Regions from separate parts of the Homo sapiens genome. Here region 1 is linked to region 2. The links are chromatin loops, found by intact Hi-C in ENCODE. Cell type or tissue: heart left ventricle. All regions are shown on one strand. Each heading gives the region's core, and the rest is flanking DNA. Links, peaks and the distances in the headings are about the cores only. Region 1 overlaps CACNA1C (calcium voltage-gated channel subunit alpha1 C). Region 2 overlaps CACNA1C (calcium voltage-gated channel subunit alpha1 C).

Region 1 (2,804 bases), core at 58-2,557, 160 kb after region 2:
GATAGTGGTGAACAGTAAAAGGTTTGGGAATTGGGGAACTGCTATAGGAACTCCACCAAAATCATGTTGAATCTTACAGAGAAATGGGATGAGTCTGTCAGTCTGACTTTCTTGTGAATGAGAATGGTCAGGTAGCTCTGACAGGCCTCAAAGAAATAGGCTTTGGAACTGACCTACCAAGTGCCCTCTGAGAAGAGGACTAGCCATTCTCTGGGAGCAGAGGGAACCTGGATGATGTGGTTCTTTGTCCAAGGAGAGTGTCCTGGAAAGGTGTTCCCCATCTAGGTATTTTCTCTGAGAAGCAGAGGATGAGGGCTGAACTTGCAGGAAGCCGAGAGGAGGAAGTAAAGTCAGGAGAAAATCTGCCTGGTTAAGGCTGAAATTTGGGGACTCATGATCCAGAGAGGTTCTGTAATGCCTAACCCTGGTTTTGGAGGCCAGGGATTTTCATTTTGACTGGCTTCACTCCTTGGCTTATTAAATGTCTTTGACTGAGTGGCTAAACCACCCTAAGCCTTAGTTTCCTTACCTGTAAAGTGGGAATAACACTTGTTTCAGAAGGTGGTTAAGAGGATTACATGACATAACACATATGAACCATTTAGCTAGCGTCATGCCTGTCACATGGTAGCTCGTGAAATTTTAGCAGCTATTTTTACTCCTAGTTTTACTACAATAACCTGACTGGGAAAGCGTCCGTGGGCAGGGCAAAAGGGAGGAGCCGTGAAGATAATCAGGAGGTCAGCGTTAGAGTGGGTACCAAAACAGCCAGAGAACTGTTTGGGAGAAGTTGCCTCCAGAGCACTCCGGTTTGGTCCCCTCCATCAGGGCCCACTGGTCATCGGGTACCGTGTCAGTCACCTGAATGACGGTGAGGGCTGGGCCAATACCAGCTCTCCCAGGCGGTGAGGCTTTCCTTCCACACACACAGGCTTCATCTCGTAAGGCTCTTGGTGGGAGACACAGCTGGGGCACTGCTGGAGGAAGGGTCAGCTGCACAGACCTCGCGGCCCTCTGCCCAGTCCCTGACGTCAAAAGGGCCGTTCATTCCCAGGGCTGCTCTCTCCACCCAGCTGCTGGGTCTCAGCTCTTTTCCTGGGAAGCCCGGCGCTTCCCGGGTAGGAGATTCTATCCCGACAGTCTGTTCTAGCTCCCTTCCCTGTTTGTGACTGTCCCTCTTCCCTCCCACTCGCCTCCCACGCTGTCCCCCACCCCTGCCTGGTTTCCAATTTTAGCGGTGTTACCAGGGCAGGTTTTCAGGAAGCCTGCTCCAGTGGCTCTCTCCTGGGCCATTTCCACAGAGGCTGTGTGCCCGGCTACCATTCCCTAAGGCTCAGCCATTGCGCCCATCTGTTCCCCGGGCTGCAGCCAGCGAGCATCTGCGGGGGGCGGTGAAGGCTGAGGATGCCCAGACAAGGGGCAGGGAGGGCTGGCCCACGTGATGGCCAGGGGAGTGGGATGCCCAAGGGAAATGTCATAAAGGGTCCACTGGTTGGGAAAAAATGGAAAATGGAAATAAGGTTAAAATTGAAATGTTTTTAAAAAGTGATTTGTGAAGACTTAAACAAATTTCTTTCAAACTGCTTTATTACTCATAGAAATTGTATCAATCAACAGTGATCGCTAAATTGCTGGATCAGTCAGAAAATATTGTTGCTGCTGAAGAATCAATGCTAATTGGATCATTAGGGCATTATTACATGAAACACAAATAGCTCAGGATGGTCGCTCTTTGCTTGGCTTGATCTGTAGTCTTCAGAGAAGCAGAGAAACCTCGATTGTTTCCTGCTCAGCTGACATGCAGTTTCCCCTCCCTTGCTCCCCTTCTTGCTGGAGTTAAAGGTGGATGCTGGTTGCAGACATTTCCCCCTATTTAGAAAAACAAAGACGTACCATGGTCCTTGAAATCAGTGATATTGAACAGTCCTAAAAAGTAGAGAGGTTAAAAAGGGATTTGGATTGCATTTTAGCAATCTTCTGTTGGGGTCTGTGATGTGTGAAGACACATCTGCACCTTTACTGAGGCAGGTAGAATCCAACAAAAGCCACTGATAGGGCTCCAGGCATGGGGCAGGGCCTGCACTGAGGGTTATGGTGACAGCGGCCTGAGCCACAAGCTGGCTGGAAGGACTCCTGGAGGGGTGAGACATTTCATAAGATCTGGGAGGCCAGCGTCAGCGTTGGGCACACCATCCCCCAGAGTGCCTGATATTGGTGACCTTGCTGCATGGCGGATGCTAATGGGTATTGACTGAAGGGACAAGGTGCCTTCTCCACCCATGCTTGGTCATTAGCACATGGTTAGGTGGGCACGCGTGGCCTCCTCTTCCACCTCTCTTTTGGCCATTTTCCTTGCCCTCTCCCCCACCCCCTGACCTCTGGCAGCCCAGAGCTCCCCTCAGCAGTGCTCACCCAACTCCCTCAGGGCCTGAATTTCCAGGGTGAGAGTCCCCTCTCTACACCGTCTCAGTGGGTGCTTCTGCCAGGGTGGGATCTCGCCAGGGATTATGCTTGCATCTTAACAGGAATTTACTGGGGATGGAAGTATTAACCCAAATGGAGTTACCACAGAGGGGATTTCACATGTTTCTCAAATAATGCCAGAGTGAGCCAAGGTTTACATAACCAGTACGAGGTGAGGGGGGTGGGAAGAGGGCAAGCATTTCCTTGCGAGGCTCCTGGCAGCTTTATTTCTGACTTGCGAGTGGTTCAAGAAGCCTCCATCCTCCCACGCATGGAGAAGACCAGCATTGACTGCAGCCCCGCTATGTCCCCGCGCTGGCCTGGCTGTGTATTGTCACATA
Region 2 (2,804 bases), core at 105-2,604:
CTTGCCGAAAGTTGAATGGCAAGTCTGAGCAGGTGCAGGCTTGGCCCTGCTCTTCTTCCTTTGTACCATGAACTTGTTGCGACTCCTCTGGGGTCTCCTCTGGGAGATGGAAATTTCCATCCAGGGAGTACTGTTATTGATAGGCCCTCTCAGGGGGAGGAGACTGCCAGTGCCGTGACTCAAAATAGCTGTCTCTTCCCTGCTGAAGATGTTGCCCTTTCCGCAGCAAATGGATGAATTAGACCCCCCTGCTTCGATAAAATACTTTAGGGTTTATAGGGTGGAAAATTTTGTTTGGAAATGAAAATAGCCCATAGCCATCCATACCCTGAAGCTGTCAGCTAATGCCATCTGAGTCACCCCTCCCCATCTTCTGGCACCTGTGGGGAGCCTCCCTGTGGTCTACCTTGCGGGGTCTGAGCTTGGCCATATTTGGCATTCTGGAGCCTGCTGGCTTTGGAAGTGCCTTTCAACCTGCCAACACCCACATGGGGACCCGGATCAAGCCATGTGTTTAAATGACTGGGCTGTGGAGGGAGCTCCAGTGGAGACGTCCAAGGGATGTAGGGCCATTTACTTAACATAAATCAGTTCCCTGAGTGTGAGTGTCTTAATGCATTCCTTCAGTTATAAACAGTTTAGAGCCATGACAGCCAACATCTTTTCACCCCCGCTCTCCTTAGCCCAGGCCTCCATTTGGATTTGTTTCTACAGCCAGAGACTTTGATGATTGCAAGGGATGATAGGGAGGCCATTCTGAAGACAAATAACCATTGTTTATGGAGCCCTGACTCCTGGGGTGGCAGCCGCTCACTGGGTGCAGGCATGGGACCTGCTCATCAGCTCCTGGTGGGCACTAATCTAAGTGTGTCCCATACTCTATCTTGTTTAATCTTCCCCTCCCATTGATGAAGTGGGGACCTCTTACATTTTACACTTTAGAGAAAATTTTACATTTATGGAAACCCATTTTACAGAGAAGAAACCTGACGTTCCCAGGGCCTCATTAATTTGCTCAAGGTCACACAGCTATTGAATGGGAGAGCTGGAATTTGAACGTAGGCAGCTTGTTTTCTGAGCTCTGGCTTCTAAAACGCTTTGCCATGTTTATGTTATTTCCTGTCTAATTTGGAGGCTTTGTTGCTGGGCTTTTGAGATCTTTCTTGCTTGCTTAAATAGCAGTCCATAGGTTGGCAGAACAAGCCTGTGGATACTGCCCTGACCTCCGGTAGGAATGTTCACAGAAGTGGCGTCAGTACCATGGACTTGTCCTTGTCCCAACCTCAGATGTAGAACAGTGGAGCCAGGTTCCCAGAGTCCTGGCTTGTGCTGTGCCCCAGGTTTCTCCTGGGAGCGGATGTGCCAGGGCTTGTTCTTGGGAGTCTGCCTGCACCCATGGAGAACTGACAGTCAGGGAACCCATTTTGGTATAAACAGGGGTTGGTATATTTAGAAATAATCTCTAGAGACTGTCATATGTGCTTATCTGCATGCTCAGAGATAAAAGTCAGGGAGGTGGGTCAGTAAGAAAATGCTGGGGTTGACATCCAGTTGACACATGGCTCTTTCCCAGGGACACAGGGCAGCCTGATACATAGGGCCTATTTTAGGGTCTTTCATTATCGGTTTGGAATTGTCGCTGTCTGCACTGCAGTAAAACAAGACTCGCCTGGATCTGCCTTTCCTGACTTGAGAAAAAAAGATCCTTACACAGGCTTGCCTTCGATTCCCATCTTTCTCCAACGTGCTCACATGTGCTAGGGTTTTTTGTTTTCTCTCTGCAACCCACCCGCAGACGTAACCTTCTGATTCACTGTCTAATTTAGGGCAGAAACTTGCAGAGCAATGTCAAATGGGTCTGTTTTCACTTCTGGATATTACACATGCGTAATGTTCTTGCTTTGAAAGCATTCCAAGAGGATACGATAAATAAAGGGGCTCGTACACATACAGCTCAGTGGCCACGTGGCTCACATGGGTCTGCTGCTTTTGGGAGCGGGCCATGTTTCTTCTCCCCTTCCTTCCCTCGCCTCACTCCCTCCCTACCTACCTCCCCCCTCCCTTCCTCCCTTCACTTTTCCCCCTCCTTTCTTCCTTTGTTAAGCAAAATAATTTTTTCATTCATGAGCAAAAACAGTTTTCCAAGGGATGTGAAAAGGCAACAGAGATGGTATCTCTAGTACCCTGTATTTTTCAGTCACAAAATTATTTGCCTCTGGCTTTTTTCCCAAGTTCGATTCCCATTTATTCTACACTTGTATCGGAACCATTGCTGTTTTTAATGGGATGACACAGTTAAAATGAGCCCCTGCTTTATAGAATGGGACTTGTTAGACGGGTCACCCTGGTTGGAAGGCCCGGGAGACCTCTGGCTCTTTAAACACGCAGTTGCTGTGTGTGAAGGACACTGGGTTCTGCTATACGGCACTTTCTACTGAGTGGGAAATTGAGACATGGAACATGAACCAGCCACCCCTGGAATCCAGGAGAGGGCTGAAGCACTGGCTGGCACGTGCCCTGGAGCGGACGCCATGCTGGGCTCACTAGCTGTGGCTTCATGTTTAGCAATGAGGTCGAGCAACATTCATTACAACGCATTGCCCACTTAAGTTTGATTTAAGATGTGTACCGTTTATGATCAACAGGGAAATTTAATTTAGGTACAGCTAATAGCTGCATGTGTGAGTATGTGTGTGGTAGGTTGATGAGAGTTTCAGGCATGTTGTTTAAATTTGAACATTAGCTAACCTTCTAGGTAAGTGTTTCATAATGGGGTATCCCACATATAAAAATGACATTAGGGT

What was found. Hi-C counts contacts between places; a loop is a spot of excess contacts. Peaks named below come from ENCODE experiments on the same cell type or tissue, not always from the same donor. Only the 100,000 strongest peaks of a DNase experiment are listed, where the experiment ranks them.
Region 1: a loop joins it to region 2, with 2.2 times the contacts of the local background. A loop is called at or near these places in 1 of 110 quality-filtered maps.

What each region holds. Positions count from the first base shown.
Region 1 is chr12:2,238,439-2,241,242 of GRCh38, forward strand. All of the region lies in intron 3 of CACNA1C (calcium voltage-gated channel subunit alpha1 C), which reads left to right. Among named protein-coding and RNA genes, the nearest start is that of CACNA1C-AS4, 16 kb to the left of the region's middle. In heart left ventricle, for the core only: no CTCF peak of the experiment used is centred there; DNase peaks (open chromatin) are centred at 1,041 and 1,304; H3K4me3 peaks cover 575 bases; H3K27ac peaks cover 2,500 bases.
Region 2 is chr12:2,074,458-2,077,261 of GRCh38, forward strand. The region is part of intron 1 of CACNA1C (calcium voltage-gated channel subunit alpha1 C); the gene reads left to right. Among named protein-coding and RNA genes, the nearest start is that of CACNA1C, 23 kb to the left of the region's middle. In heart left ventricle, for the core only: no CTCF peak of the experiment used is centred there; a DNase peak (open chromatin) is centred at 1,350; H3K4me3 peaks cover 460 bases; H3K27ac peaks cover 2,500 bases.